4 separate regions of the Mus musculus genome follow, and regions 2, 3 and 4 are each linked to region 1. A link is a loop called in an ENCODE intact Hi-C map of the cell type or tissue named here. Cell type or tissue: left cerebral cortex. All regions are shown on one strand. Links, peaks and the distances in the headings refer to the core of each region. The heading gives the core; the rest is flanking DNA.

What was found. A loop is a pair of places that touch in the nucleus more often than their neighbours do. Peaks named below come from ENCODE experiments on the same cell type or tissue, not always from the same donor. Only the 100,000 strongest peaks of a DNase experiment are listed, where the experiment ranks them.
Region 2: it touches region 1 in a loop (4-fold over the local background); 5 of 42 quality-filtered maps call a loop at or near these places.
Region 3: it touches region 1 in a loop (5-fold over the local background); 9 of 42 quality-filtered maps call a loop at or near these places.
Region 4: a loop joins it to region 1, with 2.8 times the contacts of the local background. A loop is called at or near these places in 9 of 42 quality-filtered maps.

The regions. Positions count from the first base shown.
Region 1 is chr1:164,313,529-164,321,605 of GRCm38, reverse strand. The region is part of intron 3 of Nme7 (NME/NM23 family member 7); the gene reads right to left. Among named protein-coding and RNA genes, the nearest start is that of Nme7, 9.9 kb to the right of the region's middle. In left cerebral cortex, for the core only: a CTCF peak has its summit at 4,721 (motif pointing left); DNase peaks (open chromatin) are centred at 4,186 and 4,718.
Region 2 is chr1:164,438,455-164,440,954 of GRCm38, reverse strand. Atp1b1 (ATPase, Na+/K+ transporting, beta 1 polypeptide) reads left to right here. Exons shown (of 6, transcript NM_009721.6): 5 at 1,573-1,656; 6 at 2,416-2,500. Among named protein-coding and RNA genes, the nearest start is that of Atp1b1, 19 kb to the left of the region's middle. In left cerebral cortex, for the core only: no CTCF peak of the experiment used is centred there; DNase peaks (open chromatin) are centred at 495, 1,135, 2,203 and 2,476.
Region 3 is chr1:165,029,663-165,037,739 of GRCm38, reverse strand. All of the region lies in intron 5 of Gm51669 (a long non-coding RNA gene), which reads left to right. Among named protein-coding and RNA genes, the nearest start is that of Gm51669, 27 kb to the left of the region's middle. In left cerebral cortex, for the core only: a CTCF peak has its summit at 1,810 (motif pointing right); DNase peaks (open chromatin) are centred at 939, 1,352 and 1,855; H3K27ac peaks cover 819 bases.
Region 4 is chr1:165,039,649-165,047,725 of GRCm38, reverse strand. All of the region lies in intron 5 of Gm51669 (a long non-coding RNA gene), which reads left to right. Among named protein-coding and RNA genes, the nearest start is that of Gm51669, 17 kb to the left of the region's middle. In left cerebral cortex, for the core only: no CTCF peak of the experiment used is centred there; DNase peaks (open chromatin) are centred at 4,196, 4,535, 4,581 and 5,402; H3K27ac peaks cover 1,784 bases.

The DNA of each region.
Region 1 (8,077 bases), core at 3,339-5,838:
GAGAGTAAAAAGTGGTTCCGAAGAACAAACTTCATTTTGCCCTGAGCATTCCGAGAATACAGTGAGTCATTAAAAATGTATTACCAGGCACAGTAAGCAGCTAAGCCAGCAGTTCCTACCTTAGATACAGCAGGATAAGCCAGGGAATGGAACACAGCAGCCGAGCCAGAGTGTACGCGGGAAGCTGCTTTAAACTTGGGCTCGACAAGATGCTCTCCTAAAGTGCAAACGCTGGGGGAGGCGAGGGGAAAGCTCCAGTCCAAGACCAGTTTGCATTTTATGGTTTAAACAAAAACAGGACAGCAGTACCCTGAAGGCAGAGGCAGGAGGATCACGGGTTCAAAGCCTGCCTGGGCTCCACAGGGAGTTCCAGGCCAGTCTGGGCTCAAAAAGAAGTTTGTTTTTAAACCTTTTTCTTCTTGAGCCCCATCTATTTAAAAAAAAAAAAATCTCTTGACTTCTAAGATCACTGCCTTGTGAAAAGGCAACATTACAGACTTGTATCAAGGGAAAGCTCTCTGCAAATCAAGGGCAAACCTGCCTCAAACATCTTAAAGCAAACATGATTGCTCTCAAGTCTTCCCACACCAACTCCAGCCCATCGGGGGTTGGGATTTCTGGACTTGTGATTCAGTTTTCACAGAGGCCCAGATATCAAAGGGACATTAACAATGAGGGAACAGAACTGCAGACAAGTGACTTGGCAAGAGCTCTGTGACTTGGTCCACAGCTCGGCTTTACAAGGCGCCTTGTTTCCTTGTGAGACAGCCAGAGTTCCCACAGAATAGCGCTGCCTTGTCATCTGGTATGCTTGTGCAATTAAAATTCTCTTCATAACCAGATTACGGGCTTAGAGAAGATAGTGACTATCATTTCTTTTGAAAGTCCTTATTGGCATGTGTAGTTCTGAGATCTTTGAAACATCAAACAAATACTGAAATAAAGATCCAAAGAAGGAAATACACATTCGATAGATAGATCTTGGTAAGATGGCAAAAATCAAATATTCAATATTTTAAAAGACTCAAAAAATATTTTGTTATGTTTTTCTGGAAAGACTCTAAAGCTCCCCCTCCCCCGCCTCAGGCCCCTTACCCGTGGTCCTTGGCTAGCGCCTTACAGAACAGTTGACGCGGTGTTAGGTAAAACGGGGCAAAGACTACCCGCAGGGAATGCATGACACCTATCAACTAAGCTCAATTCTAAGAGAAGAAATGGATTTGAGACAAAACGAAAATGCTGGATCTAAATATATGTAGCACAATAATTCTAAAGTAATTATATACTATTTATATTCAATATTCAATTACAGAATTGACTCTAGCTCAACCATATAATAGCCGAGAAAATACCAGTATGTCTGAGCTTTACAACTGTCAAGGTCATATGCATACTGGGGGTGAGTATGTTATGTCTCTCTTTAACCATCACACCACTAGGCCTGGAAATGTATGCGCTGGACATTTTCCATTCGTCCCTCCAGACCCTCAGTCAGATGCCTACAGTCAGCCCGGGACCTGGGGGCAGGGAGGAACCTTCATGAACTTCATTCACCACAGACTACTTAATGCTCCATCTTTCACATGGATTTGCTGGGAGGAGACAACGGCTGGATCAAGGAAGAACACTGGGGTGAGATGTTTACATTCCGAGCTCCCAGTCAGATTCTGTTTAGTTGCTGAGCTCCGCTGAAGCCACAGCTCCTGTCAGACACTAGCCAGTCTCTGGCAGTTCTCTTGCACCCTGATAAGCTCTCTGCTCTTGCCAGTCCCTCCTCCTGATGCCTGCAGCTCCTTGTCAGTTTCTCTATCTGCCCACACCTTTGTAATTCAGCCCTTATCCTGCTTCCTCCCCGCAGATATCCTTCCCTGTGTCCAGCTAGGATCTAGGCGCGGTGCTCCAGAAGCCCCCCTGGCTCACACTTGCCGTTCTAGAACACTTCACCGGCAAGGGGACGGGAATGGTGGTGACTTGTGGTTTTGATGTCATATTCGAGAAAGCTTTGCTTGACACAATACTGCAGAGCTGTAGACCTACGCTTCATTGTAAGAGATTTCCGATTTGAGGTTTTATATTCGGGCTTTTACTATGATCTTTTTTTTTTTTGAGCTACTCAAGGCAAGACTCTAAATTGATCCTTGTAATGCAAATATTCAGTTATCCCAGCAATAACTTGCAAATACTCCTTTTTTTCTCACTGAATGGTGCTGACATTTTTGTTAAAAACTAATTTATTGCCAAGAGTTTACCTCTGGGCTCTGAACTCCGTTCCACTCATCATGAAACCTAGCTATCCCTGGGCTGCATCACACTGTCTAAAACAGAAACTTTACACCTTTTTCATTCAGGAAAGGCAAATCTTCCAATTTCATACTTTTAAGCAATTATCTTGGCTGGGACTCAGGAGATAGCTCAGTTTGTAAAACACTTAACATGCAAGCATGAAAAGCTAAGTCTGGTGCCTAGCACACATGGAAAAGAACCGGGTATGGCGGCACATACCTGTAATTCTAGCACACGGGAGGTGGAGATGGGCAGCCAGATCTCTGAGGCTTGCTAGCCAACCAACCCAGCCTTTCAGTGAATTCCAGGTTCAGTGAAAGACACGAACTCAGAAGGTAAGATGGGAAATAAATAGGCAGACACCCAGTGTTGACCTCTGGCCTCTTCGCTTCCACTCATGCACACACATACACACCGCCTCGGCTAACTTCAGTACTTCATGTTACCATCTCAAAGGCAGAATGGGCTTGTCAGTTTCTGCAAAATTAGCCTCTGGGAGTTTACCAGGGATTGTGTTCAGTCTATTTACCCCATTGGAAAATCAAGTCTTCTAGTACACGAGTATGAAGTGTCTCCATTCAAGCAAAGCCTGTGAGATCTGTCTGTCTGCGATGGCCTCCCATGACGCTCACTCTTGCGGACTTTGCCCTAGGCACATAATCCTTTGTATGCACCCAAGAGCCTTCCCACCGCTGCTCCTACCTACTTCCTGGGATGTTTCCCTCCAATATCTCATGGCTCACTCCTTCTCCTCCCCAACCCTGCTCCACTTTCATCTTCTTCTCTATGAGAGAGACCTTGGCCACCTCCTTGAAGTTCTATCCACCACCAGGAGGGCTCACTGCTCACAACAGCCAGCCATTCTCCCTGTAGCACTTACTGTCTTCATGCAACAGACGTTGACTGCAGAGTTCCTTCCCCTGCTAAAATGTCTGTTTGGCTCAAGACTGCATCTGAAAGGACTACATGTATAATGTATGTATAGTATAGTATATTGCAGTATGTAGAAAATGCAACACAATACTTTTTGAGTAAATATATGAAGAACTTTGAAAAGCAGTATGTATCCACCGGTAGGCACAAAGGGAAAGGTAGGCATTCTTAAAAGTTGAATTTATTTCTTTCATTTGCTTAATAAAAAATTAATGACTTCTCTTTGTCAGACACTACAACAGTCACTTAGAATATTCAAAATGGACAGAGCTCTATTAATATAGACCATACCTATTCATTTCCTATCTCTCTTCATACTTTGCATAGAATGTAAAAACAAACAATACAATACTTGTCATGATAAATGCTCTAAGGAAAGGGAATAAGTATACGTGATAAATTTTAGGTAAAAGAGGTAAGGAACCGGCCTCCAACTAGGAGAGACAGTTAAGGTCTCCCTCTAAGACAATACCAGGACAAGGAGAAGCCAGTCATGTAGAGACCTAGGAGAAAAATATTCCAGGGAGATAAAAAGTATAGAGTTATGATGGGGAAGATGGAGTTCAAGAAACAAAAAGGCACCACAACCTGAAGCTGGCGTAGGAAGCTGGTGTAGGAAGCTGGCGTAGGAGGCGTGGATACACTGGGAAGGGCTCCTGTCTCCACTGTGGTGCTTAAACTGACCTCCGCACTTTTAGCAAGTTCAACCCTTCCTAGACTACTCTATTCATTTTTCTCTCTAGGAGTTGACAGCATAGATAAGCAGTGTCACTGACAAACGGGGCTAACGTCTGTGCACATAGAGAAGGCTGTGCTCGTCTCAGAGCACTGTTTCCATTGGCTAGGAAATGTGTGCCACACGAGGGCACCTGTAGCTCATCCCGAACCCTGCCCAGCCCACTGCAAGAATGAGCACAGCAAGACCCAGCCTTAGGTGCCAAATGCTGCAGAAGCCAAACACACATGTGGACTGGCATGCGCTGCAACAATCACCACGGGGCATTAGCTGCAAGTCACTCCCGACTCTGTTTGCATTTTTGTCAGGAGTGAAGGGTGTTTGAATATTCGTGACTGGAGAAGATGGTGTGTTGATGGTAAGCAGACAGGGACTGAGAGGCTATGAACACAGACATCCTTCTATAGTGAGAAAAGCCTGTGTATGCCAGCATGTGTTAATACCACGATTGCCAGAGCCTACCTGAAGACATACGTATTAGGACAGAGTTTTCTTTCATGCATTTGCCTAGATAGCCTCACACAACTCAGATATTATTTAATGTTGAATCCTTACATTTTTGGTAAGACAAACAGCATTTTCAGGTTTAATCCAACAGAAGAATTCATCGTTCACATTTTTTTAATCTTTCACTTTATGAGACATAATCAGTGGTTCTGTGCATTCCTGACTTCAACAAAGGTGGCATCTGAGTGGCTCATCAATATGAACACCAATGAAATTCAGAGGCACTGAAAAGGATGCCATCCAGTGATGGAGGAGCGCCACCTAGTGTTCACTGTGGTTACAACATGTCACCAAAGCTGAGTCACACAACCAGTTCACCAATTTAATCCTGCGATTATGAGCTAAATCATAGCAAACTTGTAAAGGGTCTAGTCAAGCAGCACCAGGTGAGTCATAAATTTTTGTAAATAATGGTATGTTTCACTCTGTCTTCTATGAACTGAAGGTTTAAAAACAAAGCTAACATGTCATTCTCTGTACAGCTACAAGAAAGCTGCAGAGTCATTCGCTAGAATTCAATAAAAGAAAACGTTAAACACCTTCACCCTACCTATGGCACTTTAGAAATTAAACAGAGCTGTAACTTAAAAAAATTAAAGTAAAAACCTCAACCTGGGCTACACTAGAGCTGCACCATCGCCTTGAGTGTTCATAAAATCAGGACATCACTACTCAAAGAGCTGCAGCCAGCTAAGTACTCAGCAGCGGGCAGACAGGAACTCCGAGGAGCACCGGGCTTCCCTCCCGTTCCAATTCCTAAGAGAAAGAGGCTGTCTTCTGGTTCTACTACAGCATCTTCATGCCAGGTCAGGCCAACAATGTCTGACCCCTCACATTACAAAGTGACTGACTTTTTTGGTCATCTCCCCAGGTTATTCTCAAGCAAGTTTGAAGCCTTGGTTTTTAGCCACTAATAAATTAATTATCAGGCTCAACCTCTACCGTCATGGAGGGTGAATAACAGATGACTCTCCTCACCTGCCCCCTCACACCTAAATCTATTATATGAGAGGAAAACAACTTAAAAATAAAGGTTCTATTAGCTACCTCAAGAATAACTTTCTTGTGGTATAAAGATTTAGTGAGAGAGAGAGAGAGAGAGAGAGAGAGAGAGAGAGAGAAAGAGAGTGTGTGTGTGTGTGTGTGTGTGTGTGTGTGTGTGTAAAATTAGTTTTCAGCTTTTAACTCCTTCCCTTCATTGAGAAGCCAGAACCAATTCAGTACGGGGTCAGCTGGGTAGACACAGGAAGTGTACACAGCCAGTGGATGACAAACAGCAAGCACGCCGCCCTGAGGCACGTCGCCTCAAAGCGTGTCTCAGCTTGCTTATCTTTAAATTTGGGGACTAGACTAGACTAGATTCGGAGATCATGAACATGTTTTTTAAAAATATCAGTCAAGTATATGAATTAGTTTCCACTAGAACCAACACACACACACACACACACACACACACACACACACACATACCACCACCACCACCATCACCACCATAACAGCAGAAGTAAAAAGCAACCTCTATGAAATGATTATTATCCTCAATATGTCCACGTATCACTACACTTTTGAGACTGTATTTCGCTTTATTTTATATATGTGGATGTTTTGCCGACATGATGTCTCTGCTGCACATGCAGTGCCTGTGGAGACCAGCAGGGGGTGTCAGATCCCACAGAGCTGGAATCAGAGATGGTTGTCAGCTGTCACGTGGGGCTAGCAAATTAACCCATGTCACCCGGAAGGGCAGCCAGTGCTCTTAACCGGCAGCCATCTATCCGGTGGTCCCCTGCTTACTGTTTTATGGGCCTACTGCTATTCACAATTTAGAGCATTAGGTGACTCTACTACGCATTAGGTGACAATCTCAGTGTCAGAATCATCGGAATTAGGAAAACCGGAAATCCCCTCCACTCCTAAAGCGTCACAATGCCACGCCACACTGGTCTAAGTTCTCCAGGTCCAGCTCCTCTTCACACCGACTACCACCCCGTTCCTCACTACGGTTTCTGTCTGACTGACCTGGCTGTACCCTGAGCTCTAACTCAACCTTCCTGATGCCACAACCCTTCTATACAGTTCCTCATGTTGTGCTGATCCCCAACCATAAAAGTATTTTCACTGCTACTTCATAACTGTACTTTTGCTACTGTCATGAATTGTACTGTAAATATTTTTGAAGACAAAGGTTTGCCAAAGGGGTTAGGACCCACAGGTTGAGAACCACTGTCCTAGCTGCCCCACCCACCCACCCTGTAATTGTTTTAATTTTTGTCCTTATAATATTATCACGTTACCTCCCCCTTCAAACTCCTCCTTCCAAACCATCCTGCATAGCACTCCCTTGTTCTCTTTCCAATTCATGACGTCTTTTAATTACTGTTACGTGTGTGTGTCCTTACGCATACACACACAACCTGCTCAGTCCATACAATGGACATGGACGATTGATTCTCTCTGACCAGCCCATTCTCCCTCGAGGGACTGGAGAGGGATTTCCCTGACTATCCAATGCCAGCCCTTCCTGTATTCCTCACTCCGCAGCCTTACAAGGTTCCTTTCTCGTGATTAGCAATGCCTGATATCATATCATGTCCTTTTCCCCCCAAAACTGTATATCTCTCCAAGCTCAGCCATTTTAGTTCCTTAGGAGTTTGAAGGTTGTCTAGACCAGTGGGCAGCACAGAGTAGAAATGCAACAGTGACCGTGCATGGATGAAGCCAGACTCTCTCAGAATAAACATCTGCTGCCTCTGATCTAGACTTTTAGTTTTCCACAGGACCAGGTAGGCCTGACAAGAAATCCTTCTCTGCCCAGGTTTCTAGCGAATGACCAGCGCAGATAGGCATAGAAAGTCAACTTGCTCTCTTTCCTTCTCAGCTATCTCTTCGAAGCACTTCTTTCTTCTTTAGGTGTCAGCCCCTCTGTTCTCAACAGTGTAGAATTATCTTCTCTGTGCCTACCACAGCACCCTCCAGAGACACTGTGGATTAATTAGACCTCCTGACTGACATAAAAGAGAAAAGCTACAAAATTTCAAGGACTGTCCTTATTTGTGAAACGACTTCCAATTTGCCATGTTTCTGTCGGGCACTAATATGGAAAGAGATGGAGAAAGGAAGCAGGATGGAGCGGGGAGAGGGGGGGGGCTGGGGGGTTGGGGGGGAGGGACGGGGAGGGCTGCTGCTTTACAAGGGTGGACAGGGCTGTCCTGCCTCCTGCTGAGGCGCCATCTGAGCACAGGGATAAAGGAAAAGACGGAGCTTTACAGGTAGAGGAAAGAGTGGGGTGATTGGAGGAAATGCAAGTCTAAAACCACAGACTGTGCCTCAAAAGAAAAAAAAAGTATCGTTAGCCACAGATTTTAGATACGTAGGTAGATAGATAGATAGACAGACAGACAGATAGAGTCTGTTAAGCATTTCATTATACAGATAACAAAGCTGAACTTTAACACTGATCCATAACAATATGGTGTCCTACTGTCTCTGAATGCCTTCTAATAAATTTAGGGATTGATGTTGGCATTAAAATGCACCAACTTTCACTTTGGATTTATATATATTCATATGTTAAAGAAAGCATAAAGCCCATTGAATAAAAGTAACACAGGAGCTGGG
Region 2 (2,500 bases), core at 1-2,500, 120 kb before region 1:
ACGGTTATTTCTCAGACCATGAATGAAGCAATGCCATCCTTCCATAGGCGTGGCTTTGGTCTCCAGGGTCCCCTAAGGCTGACATGAACACTGCTCAGTTTCTCTTGCATGTCAGTTTGTTTCCGTGATATTTGCTACCCCAAAGGAAATCAAATCAAAACGTGGATTTTCTTTTTCTTTTTGTGAGCTACGGAATCTATGTAGGCAGCCCTGGCTGTCCTGGAACTCTTCAGACTAGGGTGGCCTTGAACTCACAGAGATCCACCTGCTTGAGTGCTGGGATTAAAGATGTGTGCCACCAACACCAGCAGGAATATTACCTTAAAGATGCATCAAAGCTCCTTTATGCAACCAGAGACAGGAACAAGTTGTCAGTGGCTGGCTGGCTGGCTGCTTGTCTTGAAGGATCTCTTGCGAATGTTAGTGTACCTTTCAACAGATATTTAATCTTCCCACAGAGACAAGCATGCAATGGGAAGTACTGTGGTTAGGACTACTACCCCACGCTTGTACTTGACTCACATGGCTAGGGTAATCTAGCAAAAGGAGGAACTGCTGTGGTTTATGAAGGAAGCCCGAAGCCAGTTTCTGCTCTCCCGGTCATTTGCTTTTAATACCGCTCATCACTTTCAGTGGCACCTGTGTCACAGAGCCACAGCCTGGCCCACTGTGTGAGTTCTGTCTTCTACATCTGAATGTCCTGTTCTGTGACGGACATTGACTCCTTCAATATTTTGGTCCCCAGTTAATACATTGCTGCTTCTTATTTGTCCCTCCTACCCAAATCCCCTGCTAGCTTGTCAGTGGGATCGGGTTGTTTTGTTGTTGTTGTTGGAGTGCTGTGACTCATCATTCCCATTGGTGTGCCTGGTTCCTGTCTTCGGAGGACAGATTCTGACCACCTCTTTGATCAATAAGTGTTTTCTATTCCAAGTTTTCAAGGTAGATGTATTGGTAGCAGAAAGCCCCCTAAAAGAGTCAAATCTACACTCCATATCTTAGGTCAAGGCTCAGATGCAGGGCTAACCTGAGTAAGCAAATGGCTGCTCTCCAGCAATCCATATTCATCAGCCTTTGGAGCTAGATGGGCCAGGGATGGAGGAGGAAGGCTGTGCATTTGGCTGTAACTGTTGTTTTCAGACTGCCCCCAGTCTTAGCGGAGGGTGAAAGCCTGTTTGAAGACAGCATTGTTGAGGAAAAGCCCGACATATTTACCCTTGCCTCAGTATACAAGTCCAGCTCTTGCACTAGAGGTGCACTGGACACTCCATGTGGTGACTGCCATCTTAGCAGGCACCCAGTTAGCTTCTCATTGTCCCTAGTCAGGTTTACAGTAGGCTGGCGCTGTGTTAGCTACAGTAGTAGGCTGTGCCACAGCTCGTTTGTAGTGCTCACTTCAAACAGATCTAAGTTGTCTCAGATTGACAAGGTGGATCACGCATTTGCCTTCCTGACGTGTCTTATTATTTCAGCAGCTTACTGTCAACATGTCCATTTCTTTGGACTACAGCTGAGTTTTAGTTTTCAGAAAAAAAAGTATCTTTTGCTGACCAGTGTGGGTTTTACTTTTAGCCTCCCAAGAATGAATCCTTGGAGACTTACCCACTGATGATGAAGTATAATCCAAATGTCCTGCCTGTTCAGTGCACTGGCAAGGTGAGAACGCTTTCGGGGCTACTGAGGGCGGGAGGGGAAGTGGGGCGGGGCAAGAGGAGTGGGTGAGACTCCTCACAGTTAAAGGGACAGTTTTAATGCAAGGAACTACTTTTGGGTGTTAGGCTCCCAAGATGAATCGTAACTATACAAGCTAAAAGGGACAGAACTGTAACTAATAAAACCAAGTTTGTTTACTGGCACAAGAAACACAGGTATCTAAATATCTGAATTTAATGTAATAGAATGTGGGTTTATGGACCCGCAGAGGTGAGCTAGCCCACGGCATGTGTTAAATTCTGAGGCCAACTTTCTTTTTTCACTCTTAATGAATGCTAAAAATGAGTGCTACAGTACCAAGCCAAGAGATGGATGTAAGAAATAAAGGACACATATGTAAGTCTTCGGAGAGAATGTCGCTGAACACTGTCCAAAAGCCAGGGGTTCCTCTCACTGTTGGCCTTCCTGCGAGGCTGAGCCAGCTTAGAGAATCACTTACTTGGTCTCTGCCTCAGTGTCTCCATTTGCAGAGCCCCCTTTCGTGAATGCTTCTTGGCTGCTTTCGGCCAGAACCGACCTTTATCCTGTGGTGTCACCAATCCACGCCACCCACTGCTTGATAGGCTTAGCTTCTGAGAGGTTTGAGGTAGGCACGCCACTGCAGCCTCTGATGGGGTTGAGAGTCTCGTTCGTTAGAGCAAGACGAGACCCATGATGCGTGTATGCCCTTAAAATTAAATTTCATGTCCTTTTGGTTTCCAGAGAGATGAAGATAAGGATAAAGTCGGGAACATAGAGTACTTTGGGATGGGCGGATACTACGGCTTCCCTCTGCAGTATTATCCCT
Region 3 (8,077 bases), core at 826-3,325, 720 kb before region 1:
CCCGTGCCTTGTCATGAAGTCATTTCACCGTTGTTTGATTCTGGCAAAACAGGACGATATTGTAGACTGACGCTGTGAGAGCTGAGAGTCCCCCTTAAAAGCACCTGCAAGCTTCATTGCTTCATACACGTTGCTATCCTAGTTGGCATCAGCATTCTGCTCAATGACTATCTTTGCTTATTTAGGGTGTTAGTGGGCAATGAAGCCATGTAGTTGATGAGAAAACAGACTCACCCCTTCTGAGTGTGTCCAGATGGCTTACCTGCTAGACCCCCTGCTCACTGCCTAGCTAACAGATGTCCTTGATGTCTAGCAAAGAAAGTTCTGGTGCTCCAGTGTACAGGGTGGCCTGGGCATGAGAGTGAACATTCTCCTAAATCCCCCTCCCTGCCAAGTGTGCGTGACAACTACACCCACAGAGAGACTAGTTGCCTTTGCTTGCTCGTCATCAGAAGATAAGATGAACCCTGAAGGGAGGTACACGTTCTGTGGCAGAAGTGCCTTCTCCCGTGGCCTCTTTCTGCCCTGGGGCTTGGGGTGAGCTGTCACCTTCACATTGCCAACCTAGGACCCGCACAGGAAGTCTCAGCCACTTGCTGGCTCTGTGCAGGTTGGAAAAGTACACATGACAAGCATCCTTTGGCAGGCAGAGCTTGCAAAGAGCCTGGGAGGGTGGGTTGGAGCTGGTACCCTTCTAGGACAGTAACTCTGCCTTCCTTTTTCAAAGAGGAAATTGGCCCAATGTCCATGGACAAAGCTGCATGGATAAGACCTGTGAGCAGAACACAGAGCCCATGTTCTGCCTCATGACCATTTCCTACCGAAATGAAATAATGAGATTCTCCCTTGCCTCCCAGGCTTTGAAAGGAAACCTGCCCCCACTGGCACTCAGTCCCTGGCTCCTTCTCCAAATCATTACTCCTGCGTTTTAGCTGAGCACCTGTCGATTTCCTTGAGGGCTTTTTTCCTTTCTGTTCTCTTCTGTTGCCATCAACAGCTTGCTTTATGAAATCACTTCCCTAACTAATTAAATCACCATTCCCAGTAAATGTAGGCTCTGTTACAACACTGAGGGCCAAGTGAGGAAGGAGCACAGATCTGTGGTAGAGGTGAGGCTTCTAGAAAGAGTGGCTGTTGTGTTCAGCAGATAGCTTCCTTATGACATGTGAAATTTAATCCTCAATGACATGAGGATTTTCCATAAGTAAATCCTTTTTATTATTCCCACCTTACAGACATTGAGTGTGAGTTACAGTGGTCCCATGAGGCTCTGCGGGCTGTGACGCCTCTTCTGGTAGAAATCGAGGCATTGTGTGTATGTGTTTCCTGTCCAAACCTAATCAGTTGCACCTCTGCTCTCGAGGTCCTTTATCAGCGGTGGGGTAACAGCAAGGACAAGTAGAGACCACAACTGGATCTGCTTTCTTTTGTTTCAAAAAAATGACCACCCAGAAACACCAGGGACCCGAACTGGCTGCAAAACCATTTACTCTACATCTCATCTGTTTATTAGACGTGATTGGAAATAAAGTCCTTATCTGGGGGTGGGTGGGAGTGGGGGTGGAGAGGTGTCATAGGGTATGCCTGTTAGCCAAGCCAGCATGAAATGGATCGTGAGTTTGAAGGTGAACCAGCAGTTCACTGGGCCTTTTCTCAAAATAAAGTAGAAAGAAAGAAAAAAGCAAACAAGTGAGAGGTTACAACTTTCAACTAGTAAGCGTTGAATCTATCTATCTATCTATCTATCTATCTATCTATCTATCTATCTATCTATCTATCTGCTTCAGGCAGAGAGGGTTCAGAGACAGCAGGTGGCACTCTTTCTCCTGGAACAGATGGCTGCCTGCAGCTTGCCTTCAGACTGAGCAGGGGATGGACACAACCACTCTAAGGACTTGGCAGGCTTTAGGTACTCAAGAAGAACAGGACAAAAATTCTCTGCTCATAACTGTTGGCCAGATGTAAGCATCCTAGGGCCTGAACACACTCAGAGGCCCTACCTGGGCTTGGGCTACTGATGAGCTTGGATAGGCGTGGTCCCTTCCTATGACCTTCTCACAGTGACTGTGTTTCTAAAAGGTAATTAGTCCTCAGCTAAAGACACCTTCTGTACCTTTCTAGGCTTTAGACTGTGATGCAGGAGAGCCACGTGGCCTCTCAGTATGGTAAGTTTACTGCCACAGGGAACTGGGAGCTGGCCCAGAGGTAAAGCGCTTGCTGAATAAAGATGAGAATGGGAGGAATTTGGATTCTTAGCATCCATGTAAACACTGGGTGTGTGTGTGTGGAGACCTACCTACCTCAGTGATGCTTGGGAGGCAGAGAAAGAGGATTCCTGGAGTAAAAATTCTAACTAAACTAGTTGAATTGTTGAGTTCTGGGTTCAAGTGAGAAACTTTGTCTCAGTGTATAAGGTAGAGAGTAATCAAGGAGGATACTTAGCACCAATGTCTGGCTTAAACACACACAGACACAGACACAGACACAGACACAGACACAGACACAGACACAGACACAGACACAGACACAGACACAGACACAGACACAGACACAGACACAGACACAGACACACAGACACACACAGGCACAGACACACACAGACACACAGACACACAGACACACAGACACACACACACACCTGGACATACATAAAACACACACATACACACATAGATGTACATATCACACACACAGAACAAAAACATGATATACTTATCATAGGCCATATAGAAAGGTGAGAGACTTGGGATTTGATGTGCCATGTTGAGTGAGATATGTCCCCTGATGGGAGATGCAAGGATGGTAAGATCCTGGAAGACCCTTCTTGCCCAGAAGAATGGGGCTTCATTTGAGAGATGTTGGATATGGGAAACACCTTATATTAGGTTCACTTTCAGGACAAATTAAAAGATGCCCTTTGCTCCATGAATGTCACCAAACAATTCCATGTGAGGGGAAGTGTCCACTGAAGTAGAAGTGATGGAGCTGGTAAGGTCACTTGGCTTCAGGCAGATCACTTATCAGTGCTCCACAGTTGATTGTGATTAATTACTGGTGTGTGTGTGTGTGTGTGTGTGTGTGTGTGTGTATGGGGTAGAGTGTGCACACACAAGGGATTATTAAGAGTGAATTGTTTGGAAGAGAAAATATATAAGGCAGGGAGAAGAATCATGGGAATTCTGCACTTCTAGTCCCATGGTCAGTGTTGATGCTCACAGTGACCCAGCCCACTGAGGAAACCATGGGAGCCGAAGCTGATGCACATTGTGCAGTAATATGTGTGTGTGTGCGCTCATGTGTGTGCTCTTTATGTAGCTGGTGAGCCAGCCCTGAATGTCTCCTACTGAAGTTCACATCTTCTAGCTTTGAGGACAAGTTCAGTCAGCTAAGTTCTAGTGGAGAGACAGAGTGACCTTGTCTTTTGCTCCTGGAAGCACTGAAAAAAGTTTAATAGAGTGGAAAGGCATCATGGCTCATGGGTGGTAGTGATGAAGGAACTGGTGGTGGTGATGGTGGTGGTGGTAGTGGTGGTGATGGTGATGGTGGTGGTGGTAGTGGTGGTGATGGTGGTGGTGGTAGTGGTGGTGATGGTGGTGGTGGTAGTGATGGTGATGGTGGTGGTGGTGGTGATGGTGGTGATGGTGGTGGTGGTAGTGGTGGTGATGGTGGTGATGGTGGTGGTGGTGGCGATGGTGATGGTGGTGGTGCTGATGATGGTGGTGTGTGTGAGTGTGTGTGTGTGTGTGTGTGTGTGTGTGTGTGTGTGTGTGTGTATAACTTTGCACCTTTACCTAAAAGATCTGGTCATTACTGTTATCAGCGATCATTAGCTGTCAAGAGTACCTGCTGTGTAGGGCCAGATGTTGAGGAGGACATGGAAGTCAACATGGTTACCTATCAAGTTCATTGTGTACTAAGAACAACTGTCAGAGTCTGTTTTCCTTTCAGCTCAAATATGCAAATGCAGGGGGTGTATTCCACTGCATTTCTGTTATTTTTCCTAGTAGAGAGAGAATACAGCTTGTGTTAGTCAGTTCTTTCCTCCTACCATGAGGATCCCAAGGAAGCACCTTTACCTGCTGGGCCATCTTGCTGGCTCCCACCCCACGTCTTAAGGTTTGTTTGTCTGGACACAATCAGTCATGTGCGAGGCATGAATTTTCAGACTGAGGAAAAGAACACTGCATTTGCTTTGCCCTGGTATTCACACAGTGTCTGGGGTTTCTTGTTGAGGAGTTTATTTGTCAGGAATAGACTCCGATCCATGAACTGAAGGCTTTGGGGATCAGACATGACCAAAAGCAAACAGACAGCTGAGTCAAACACACTCAGCAGGAATCAGGCTGCACATGCTCAGAGCTACAGTGAAGCATGAGCTGTAGCTCCTCAGGTGGATGCTGCCAAGGGTCCCTGGGCACAAACGTGGGCATTTTCAGACACACCAAGCATCGTGGGCACAGGCAGGCTGCAGGTGAGCTGCTGACTCATTTCTGTGGCCATGTTGCCCGTAGCAACTGGAACAGCAAGGGGTGAGGTTCTTGATTATTTAAAAAGAATAGTCAGTCCAAGGAGGGGAAAAGGGTGATGCTCTCAACTGTGATCCTAAATAGCAACTATAAGTAGGCTGTGCATCAACGTTTTGGGGCAGGCATTAAAAAAACACACACATTTGTATGAGGATTCAACCACTTTGGAGGAGTGAGTCAGCAGTAATTCCCTGGCAACTCTATTGCGTAGATAGTAAGAGAAAAAGAGACTTGCAAGGTGGCCATTGTCCGCAAGGGTAGTGTTACAGAGCCCCACTCTCATGCATTCTGCATATATTAATGGGTGTCATCTTACAGAAGCACTGTAAAATAGGCCAGGTTATTGCAATCTCATTCTGATGTAAGTAGAGGAGCTGGGAATTGAACTCATGTCTGTTCGGTGTCAGAACTCTTGACCACATACTGTTCTGGTGTTCAGGAAGGAGAATGGACAGAGGTGTCCACAACAACTGGAAAGTAACTAAGGATGGTGCATAGCCAGGGGCTGAATCATGTTCCTACAACTACCCACAGTCCCTATTACATGAAATGTGTTGACATATTTTAGATATGGGGACTGGGGAAGGGCTTGTTGAGAAGGCTAAGGGTCTACCCAAGTCCAGGTAAGGCTGACTAGTGGAGCTCCGAGTGATGAAGTAACAGTTTCCCATGACTTGTCTGTGGGTCTCAGGCCACAGCATGCTAGGATAGCTCTGGCTGCTGAGGAAAACAGAGGTCATTAAACATGATTTTTGCCATCTTGGAGTCTGCTTGTAGTTTCTCAGCCAGTTAATTGGCCTGGGAGCTATTAGAAAAGTAATTAGGAAAGAAGACAGGAAGTACAAGGAGAAATGAGGGTGGACCCTTCTTAGTCGTAGTGAGCTGACATTTTTTTTTCCATTTTTTATTAGGTATTTAGCTCATTTACATTTCCAATGCTATACCAAAAGTCCCCCATATCCACCCACCCCCACTCCCCTGCCCACCCACTCCCCCTTTTTGGCCCTGGTGTTCCCCTGTACTGGGGCATATAAAGTTTGCAAGTCCAATGGGCCTCTCTTTCCAGTGATGGCCGACTAGGCCATCTTTTGATATATATGCAGCTAGAGTCAAGAGCTCCGGGGTACTGATTAGTTCATAATGTTGTTCCACCTATAGGGTTGCAGATCCCTTTAGCTCCTTGGCTACTTTCTCTAGCTCCTCCATTGGGAGCCCTATGATCCATCCATTAGCTGACTGTGAGCATCCACTTCTGTGTTTGCTAGGCCCCGGCATAGTCTCACAAGAGACAGCTACATCTGGGTCCTTTCAATAAAATCTTGCTAGTGTATGCAATGGTGTCAGCGTTTGGATGCTGATTATGGGGTGGATCCCTGGATATGGCAGTCTCTACATGGTCCATCCTTTCATCTCAGCTCCAAACTTTGTCTCTGTAACTCCTTCCATGGGTGTTTTGTTCCCAAATCTAAGGAGGGGCATAGTGTCCACACTTCAGTCTTCATTCTTCTTGAGTTTCATGTGTTTAGCAAATTATATCTTATATCTTGGGTATCCTAGGTTTGGGGCTAATATCCACTTATCAGTGAGTACATATTGTGTGAGTTTCTTTGTGAATGTGTTACCTCACTCAGGATGATGCCCTCCAGGTCCATCCATTTGGCTAGGAATTTCATAAATTCATTCTTTTTAATAGCTGAGTAGTACTCCATTGTGTAGATGTACCACATTTTCTGTATCCATTCCTCTGTTGAGGGGCATCTAGGTTCTTTCCAGCTTCTGGCTATTATAAATAAGGCTGCTATGAACATAGTGGAGCATGTGTCCTTCTTACCAGTTGGGGCATCTTCTGGATATATGCCCAGGAGAGGTATTGCTGGATCCTCCGGTAGTACTATGTCCAATTTTCTGAGGAACCGCCAGACTGATTTCCAGAGTGGTTGTACAAGCCTGCACTCCCACCAACAATGGAGGAGTGTTCCTCTTTCTCCACATCCACGCCAGCATCTGCTGTCACCTGAGTTTTTGATCTTAGCCATTCTGACTGGTGTGAGGTGGAATCTCAGGGTTGTTTTGATTTGCATTTCCCTGATGATTAAGGATGTTGAACATTTTTTCAGGTGCTTCTCTGCCATTCGGTATTCCTCAGGTAAGAATTCTTTGTTCAGTTCTGAGCCCCATTTTTTAATGGGGTTATTTGATTTTCTGAAGTCCACCTTCTTGAGTTCTTTATATATGTTGGATATTAGTCCCCTATCTGATTTAGGATAGGTAAAGATCCTTTCCCAATCTGTTGGTGGTCTTTTTGTCTTATTGACGGTGTCTTTTGCCTTGCAGAAACTTTGGAGTTTCATTAGGTCCCATTTGTCAATTCTCGATCTTACAGCACAAGCCATTGCTGTTCTGCTCAGGAATTTTTCCCCTGTGCCCATATCTTCAAGGCTTTTCCCCACTTTCTCCTCTATAAGTTTCAGTGTCTCTGGTTTTATGTGAAGTTCCTTGATCCACTTAGATTTGACCTTAGTACAAGAAGATAAGTATGGATCGATTCGCATTCTTCTACACGATAACAACCAGTTGTGCCAGCACCAATTGTTGAAAATGCTGTCTTTCTTCCACTGGATGGTTTTAGCTCCCTTGTCGAAGATCAAGTGACCATAGGTGTGTGGGTTCATTTCTGGGTCTTCAATTCTATTCCATTGGTCTACTTGTCTGTCTCTATACCAGTACCATGCAGTTTTTATCACAATTGCTCTGTAGTAAAGCTTTAGGTCTGGCATGGTGATTCCGCCAGAAGTACTTTTATCCTTGAGAAGACTTTTTGCTATCCTAGGTTTTTTGTTATTCCAGACAAATTTGCAAATTGCTCCTTCCAATTCGTTGAAGAATTGAGTTGGAATTTTGATGGGGATTGCATTGAATCTGTAGATTGCTTTTGGCAAGATAGCCATTTTTACAATGTTGATCCTGCCAATCCATGAGCATGGGAGATCTTTCCATCTTCTGAGATCTTCCTTAATTTCTTTCTTCAGAGATTTGAAGTTTTTATCATACAGATCTTTCACTTCCTTAGTTAGAGTCACGCCAAGATATTTTATATTATTTGTGACTATTGAGAAGGGTGTTGTTTCCCTAATTTCTTTCTCAGCCTGTTTATTCTTTGTATAGAGAAAGGCCATTGACTTGTTTGAGTTTATTTTATATCCAGCTACTTCACCGAAGCTATTTATCAGGTTTAGGAGTTCTCTGGTAGAATTTTTAGGGTCACTTATATATACTATCATATCATCTGCAAAAAGTGATATTTTGACTTCCTCTTTTCCAATTTGTATCCCCTTTATCTCCTTTTGTTGTCGAATTGCTCTGGCTAATACTTCAAGTACTATGTTGAAAAGGTAGGGAGAAAGTGGGCAGCCTTGTCTAGTCCCTGATTTTAGTGGGATTGCTTCCAGCTTCTCTCCATTTACTTTGATGTTGGCTACTGGTTTGCTGTAGATTGCTTTTATCATGTTTAGGTATGGGCCTTGAATTCCTGATCTTTCCAAAACTTTTAT
Region 4 (8,077 bases), core at 4,050-6,549, 730 kb before region 1:
TTCAAGATGAGAGAGTTCATGAGCTGGAGGGAGAATAGGAGCAATGGGGTAGTTCTAAAGGAGATGGCAATTGAGCAACTGCAGGGAAGGACAGAGAACAGAAAGGGAGGAGCTAAACTGAAGCCCAGTGTGGTGGCTCATGCTGTAATATCAGCACTTGGGAGGCTGGGGCAGGCATATCACTGTGAGTTCAACGTCAACTTAGACTACATAATGAGTTCAAGGCCAACCTGGATTATAAAGGGAGACCCTATATAACAAAACAAATGCAAACCACCACCACCACCACCACCACCAAAGACAGAAGAATAACATAAATATGCTAATACAGTATTTGGAAGAGGTCAGAGGTTGGCTTAGATCCCTATGTGGCATTTAACTCAATTTATCTCATCTCTGCCTCTGTCTCTCATCAACCATGTCTGAAGTTTGTTTATTTGCTTTTTAAAAGAAATAATCACACCAACAAATGTTTATTCTGGTATCTTCTTTGCAGTTTAAAATTTAAGGGCAATCTACCCATCTCCAGGCATGTTTCATCCAGTAAACCCAGGGTTATGTCCTGCTATTGGAACACTGAGAGCCTAGGAAGGCCCATGAGGAGCAAAGACAAAAGCTCTGGATCAGGGTTGCTTTTGGGATGCAGCAGTGGTACACTGGTGTACTATATCAGGAACATGAAAAGTGGGGAGGGAAGGACACGCTGAAGAGACAGCAAGCACGAGAATGAGAACAGAGGGCAGATGGGAGAGAGAAACCAGACAGAGCCAGCCGCACTGGAATCTTTCATTCTGACAGGTCCCAGCGCAGGCAGCAGACCTTCTAAGGAACCACTGCAGCCTGCCTGCAGAGGAGGAGCCTGGCAGCCCAGATTTGCCAAAGACAAATGCTGCTCTGCAGACAGGGAGCAAGGGCACTGCAGAGAGGCCAGCCAGGAGCATGGTGCTGTGCAGAGGGGCATGGGAGGACAAAGGGTGGAATGCAGGATGGGTGACTCACTGAGATCCCTGCCCAGAGCAGGCGTGGCTTCATGGCCACCCCTCGGAGGGGCCTTAGCATCTTCCTTGTGCTCAGGACACGGAAGAAAGCTAGCTGGAGAGTACACATTCTCTCCCCCCCTCTCTCCATCTTCTTCTCCTCTTTCTCCTCCCTTCTTCCCCCTCCCTCACCCCTCACCAATTCCTTCCCCTCTCCTTTTCCTCTGCCTTCTTCAGGAAGGCCCCCCCCCCCACCCCCCGTGAGATTGGCCTTTTAGATATGTGACCTTGGATGAGCCATGTAAGCTTTAATTTCCTTGTCTAGAAAATTGGGGCAGCTCCTAAAACAGCTATGCAGGCTAAATAGAAGATGCTTGGCATTGCCCTTTTCACCTGGGGCCATGACTCAAGCTGTTTTGTTCCTGCAGAATCTGTATGACTTCGTAGTTAATGGCTGACTCATCTAAGGTACCAGTAGCAGCTTGCCTGATTGCCCCTGCCAGGAGAATGACAGAAGATTGCTCAGCCAGGGTGCCCTGCAGCCGTTGCCAGAGGCAGCCAGAGACTGTTAGGTTGTCCTTCTATGAAAACCTACCTCCAAAAGCCACTTGCCTTTCATGGCACATTCACCCTGTGTCCAGTGCCATGCTAGGAGCTGTGCACCGAGGATGCGGAGCTATTTAGCAGGCCTTCCTTCTGACCTGGATGCAAAAGGGACCTTAGCACTGGAGAGGCTAAGATTATAAATCCCAAAGCTCAGAAATAAATAAATAAATAAATACAGGGTCTGTATTTCTGAAGCCTAGGGGCCTTGGCATTGGAATTCTATACCTGTATCAAAGCTGTCATGTCTCAATGACAGACACATCTCATACCAAATTAAATAGGAGACTTGATAAGGGCCTAATATCTTTATCATTTTGTGCCAGGTGTCACACCATGGTAATATTACTATAATCTGATAATGGTAGATGCTGTGAGCTACAATTTTTAGTTGACAGGACACATCCTCTATAAGACATCCCAAGGTCACATGGAAAGGGCTTTGCTTAAAATAAACTTAATTTATTTTTAAGCTTCATACAAGTGTATGTTGCAGGTTGAACAAACTCCACCCATTTCTCCAGCCTCCCCTTTCTTGCTCCTCCCTCTAGTCCTCCCCTTCAACCGCCTAGATAATTTTACTTCTACTCTCATGTCATATATACACAATTTTATGTCCATAGGAGATACAGGAATCACAAACGAGAGAAAGCGTAAGATATTTGTCTTTCTGAGACCATCTTAATTCATTTAGTAGGGCGATCACCAGTTATACCTACCTTCTTATAAATGACCTGGCTTCCTTCTTTGGGATTGAAAAATTCCATTTTTTTATAGGTGTCTCGTTTTGGTTTTTTGAAACTCATTCCGCTATTGTTAGCTAATTGTCTGACCCTGCAACAGAATACTCCAAGAATGGAGTATGTCCCCTAAGAACTTTCTGGCATAAGTTTAAGAGTAAGGATGACCCCACCCACCCACCCAGTCCCTACTGATAATTAGTGTGTACAAACCACAGCATCATAGGGCAGAAGGAGAGAGTTAACTGACCTGGATTGGGGAGCTCCTGGGAGGGTCTGCTGATTTTGTATGGCCAGGCAGCCTTTCCCCATGAACAACAGTGAGCAAAGACTACATATCCCCTCCCCCCCCCACCCCCCCCCGCCCACACCATATTCATTGCTGCTGTGTCTTGACAGCTTAACAGAAGGAAGAGTTAATGTGAGCTCAGAGGGCTTTGTCTGCCATGGTGTAGAGAGCATGAGGGAGCAGAGAATAAGAGTTCACAAGAAACAAGGGGAGCAACAGGAAGTGGCCAGGGGTCATATATGCCAAAGACTCACCCCAATAACTTATGTCTTTCAACCTGGTCCCACCCCAGAAGCTTCCAGAACCACCCTAAATAACTAGTAGAAAACAAAATATTTGTAACATGAACTTGTTGGGGAGGGCATTTTGGATTTAGACTATAGCACTCAACCAGCTCTTCTGCTCTCCTGGGTCCTGAGGTCACACACCCATGTCTCACTGAAAATAGATGACAGAGAGGGGGAGGGAGAGGGGGAGGGAGAGGGAGAGGGGGAGGGAGAGGGGGAGGGAGAGGGGGAGGGAGAGGGAGAGGGGGAGGGAGAGGGAGAGGGGGAGGGAGAGGGAGAGGGAGAGGGGACTGGCAAGAGAAAGAATGCATGTGGCAATTTTAGATCCAAATCTCTCCCTTGTTGGCTAGTCTCTGGACCATCATGCCTGAGACTGGGTTGATCTTACCACTCATTGTCCAGGGATTTGAGAGAGAATCCATTCTCAGAGTGAGAGAACTGTGTGGAGACCTGCATGATTGGCAGGGGACATTTGACATGTAGCAGTGCTGTGGGTGAGGCGAAGGTGGCTTCTCTTCAATGCATGGTTTTACACATTCCTACACTGTGCACAGACTGTTGTCTGTGTTCATAAGGGCTCTAGCTGCAAGAAGAGTCCAGAGTTGAGAGATATGCTGCTAAAATGGCCTCATCACTAGGAGAGACAGGGAGAAGGGACAGGGATGGAAAGGGAAGGGGAAGGGGAAGGGGAAGGAGGAGAAGGAGAAGGAGAAGGAGAAGGAGAAGGAGAAGGAGAAGGAGAAGGAGAAGGAGAAGGAGAAGGAGGGAATGAGAGAGAGAGAGAGAGAGAGAGAGAGAGAGAGAGAGAGAGAGAGAACAAGCAAGCACTCGGGGCTTTACAGAAGCTAGCCTGGCAAGTACTGTACCACTGAGCCCCAACTGTTAGTTTTGAGACACCATCTTGTTAAATGACTGGAGCTGGCCTTGAACTTGTAGTCCTTCTGCCTCAGCTTCCCAGTAGCTAGGATTACATACAGTTAGATGGTTAGATGTCTTTTCAACAAAGTGGCCTGAAATACTTTTATTAGTCAGGAGTTATCACTTGAAATTCCTTAATCATTTGTGCAGCAGATAATCTTTAGGCATTTACTCGTTGTCAAGCACTGTGGTAGACACTAGGATAAATAGCTGAGCAAAATCAGAAAGCATTTCTGCATTTCAAACCTCAGTGTTCAGTGGGAGAGCAAAGAGGCCCAGCTCTCATGTTAGTATGCCAAATGATGTAAAATCGTCATGGTGACAGGGTAGGTCAAGGAAGACGTACAGGTTTCCTGGCTGATGAAACCAGGGGTGAAAACAAGGGCATGTAAGATGAGACAGAAGAGAGGGGACTGTGCATGCCAGGAGGGGAGAGGATGGCAGACAGGCAAGACAGAGCCAGCCTGAGGTAGGAGAGGCCTGTGAGACTTAGGGCTGAGGGTCAGGTGAGGCTGCAAAGACAGACCAGTTCTAAGTCCTGCATTCTCTATCAGGTTAATGCTATTATTCTGAGGATAGTGGGAACACACCAGAGGAACCAGGGGAGCTTTATGGTGACGTTCTGTTCTTTTTGTTTATTTTTAAAAATTAGATTAAATGAATTGTTCTTTTTAGACAGGGTCTTATTGCACAGCCACAGCTAGCCAGGAACTCACAACCCTCCTGTGTTGCTTTCCTGAGTGCTGGGGTTGCAAGAGAGAGTTACTATGCTGGACTACATCGTGCTCTGAAGAGAGTGTGTCGGATAGAGCGGCAGTATGCAGAATGTATTGGGGGAACTTACTGCAAAGATGGATAGGTCCGGTGGTGGCTTATGATGTCATTTGTATTTTGTTTGTGGATTATGGTTAGAAAGAAAAGAAGATGCCTTGGAACCACTGTTCCAGAGACTTCCGAGGAAACAGGAAATTAGCAGAGGGCTCTCAGAAGAACCCTTAGCCAAGGATTTCCCAGGATGTTTCTACAAGCCAGGCCTCACATTAAAGAAGGCCCAGAAGTATCTAGTTCAAGGCTAAAGCCAAATTAAGCCCACTTTTCAAGCCCCAAGCACACTATATGCTGAAGAGAAGTAAATGAAAGGAGAAGGGCTGCTAGGAGGGCATATGACTGCCTCAGGTCCCTCCACAGAAGGTGCTGAGCCCAATGGCTTTGTGGGTTTGTCAAGGACTCCATCAAGCCTAAGGCCTAGAAGTCTGCCACCTTATTATGAAGCCGGGCTAACAGGGAACTCGCAGGCCTCCTGTCTTACCCTCCGGAATGCTGGGACTATAAGTGTGAGCTACTACGCTTGGGTAAGCCGTGATCTGAAGAGACTCTTCCCAGGCTAGAGGAAGTCGGTCCCGTTTCTAAAGACTGCTATGAAGATAGAAGATAGCTCTGCTAATCTTGTTCTTGCCTTTCCTACATGCTCTGTGATTGGGACTCTCATCCTTTGTATTTGTGGCTTGAGCTCAGGGCCCAGGGTTTCTAAAACATCAGAGCTGGGGTATTTGGGAAGCTGAATGCTTTGTAGGCATCCTGTCTTTAGGAGTCTGGCAAGGAGTGATGAGCTGAGCCATAGAGAAGCTGGTTCTTTCGGTTGCCACAGAAACCGAATTGAGCTGGATTTAGCATTAAATTACAGGGTACACACAGAGATGGAGTTAAACATTTGTCTACCCTGCCTGGTTTTCTTTTCTTTTCAAACAGAGGCATCTCAGAAAGTGGCAGCAGCTCCCATGAAACAGAGTGGGGCAGCAGGGCACAAAGGGCACAGGGTGGGGGCTGCCAAGGCTTTGAAAATGCCAAGGGCTCAGATTCCCACTAGACGCACGGTTATTGCCCAAGCATCATTCTCCTAGATGCTAGACTCTGCCATGGAAGGAGTGCATCAGGGAAGAGAGCAGAGAACTGAGCAGAATCCAGAGCTGTTGGGTTTGAGACATTTGCTACCAGGTGTGCATAGCTGCAGATAGCTTGTTGAGATGTGCTGTACATGTGGAACCCATATACCAGATCTCAAAGACAGCATGATTAGAAAGAATATATGTCATGTAAAATAATCATTACATTGAGTTGACCAAAGTTTGGGTATGTTAAGTAAGATATGACTTTAAAACAATTCTACCTATTTCTGCTTACAGTTGGCAATGGTGTTACTGGATAATTTAAAATCCCATGTGTGGCTCACACCATATTTCTGATGGGCTGTTCAGATTCTGAGACTGTTCAAAGCTGGATTAAGACAATCCATTAACTGGAGAGGTTGTTCAACCTCAAGTTCCTTCGGATTATTTGCAAGATGGAGGTGTCAAGCCTTCTCTAGAATCCTCTGAGTTTATGACAAACATTTTATGCTATTTTTCTCTTCAGGTCAAGGTACTCATTTCCCCAGTTGCCACAGTTTAATGTATACTGACTCATTTTTCAGGAGCTGCATTGGGTATGCATCACAGTGGCCAAAGATCTCAAAGAAGCCACACGAGCAAGTAGCTGGGTTCTCCCATGCCACCATGTTTTCTCTCTATCAGCAGACATTTATGCTAAGGTTTTTTTTTTTTTTAATTTTTGATGGACACTGCCTTATAAACATCTTATAGAAGAAGAAGAAAAAGTCCAGTTTGAATTGCAAATGGGTTGTTGTGTTAGTTCATTTTCCATTGCTATAACAAAATACACCAGGCTGGAGACTTTGTATAGAGGAGAGGTTTATTTGGCTCATAGTTCCAGAGGCTGCAAGGTCAAATGGCATTGCAAGGGCTCTCTGGCTATATTACTAATGGTGAATGACATTGTGTGGGAGGAGCATTGTGAGCAGGAAAAATCATGGCAAGGCAGGAAGCCAGAGATCAGGGAGGAGCTGCTTTCCCCCCTGTTCCTTCTCTTAGAACTAACTGAAGTCCAAGGAAACTATATTAATTCCCCTTGAGGGTATCCTTCTAATGAATTAATTGCCTTATATTAGGCTCCACCCTTCAACACCCCCCCACCCAACCCACAGGAAACCATAGCAGCTGTCTTTGTATGAAGGTGCAAGCTTGCAAATGAACTGCTATGAATGGGTCTTCAAAATACTCTAAATAAGCAATGCTCTGGGCAGTAGACATAGTCATTATTATAGAGATGAGTTGAAATAGGAATATACGTTGAGTTCCTGAGAAAGAGCATATAGTTTGAGCAATTGGCCTGGTAAGAGAAAGGAGTGTAGGAAGAGGCATGGAGATGAACCAGTGGTAGAGCGTCTGTCTTAGTCAGGGTTTCTAGTCCTGCACAAAACATCATGACCAAGAAGCAAGTCGGGGAGGAAAGGGTTTATTCAGCTTACACTTCCACATTGCTGTTCATCACCAAAGGAAGTCAGGACTGGAACTCAAGCAGGTCAGGAAGCAGGAGCTGGTGCAGAGGCCATGGAGGGATGTTACTTGCTCAGCTTGCTTTCTTATAGAACCCAGAACTACCAGCTCAGGGATGGCACCACCCACAATGGGCAGGACCCCTCCTCCCCTTGATCACTAATTGAGAAAATGACTTACAGCTGGATATCATGGAGGCATTTCCTCAAGGGAGGCTCCTTTCTTTGTGATAACTACAGTGTGTATCTAGTTGACACAAAACTAGCCAGTACAGAATCTAAGGGTTTAAAAAGTTTTGGTTTGCATGTTAATGCCACCAAAGGAAACCACCTTGGAAGAAGCCCTGGGCAATCCAACAGAATGACACCACCTCATCTCTGTTTTCTGTCACTCAGTATCTGGCAATGGATATGTGTGTTGCAGTAGCCACTGCTGTGGTGGTAGAGATGATCCATGTCTATATGTTGTAAATAAACAACCAGTATAGGGGTTGTGGCCTCGAGAGGTAGAATTCAGAGATTCAAGAGAGGAGTACAAACAAGGGTGGTCTTGCTCTCTACTCTTCCCAAATGGAATATGTGACCTCATTCCCTGACAATGTAAACTCCAGAGTCCAGAAGAACAGGTTCTCAGATGAGAGCTTTCATCAGTGGATAAGGGCTCATTATATTCTAAGCTGCTACTGCTCGTCCCCCCAGCTCTTTGTACTAAGAGATCAATAGGGGGAAAACTCCATCATTCTGACAGGTATGAAGGGCCCTATAAGAGGAGGCGATAGTGTCATTATCACATAAAGGGACAGGAAGGCATATGGCTAACACTAGGACCTCTCTTGATAGGGCCCAGTTGAAAGCAAGTGGCCAAGAATAGC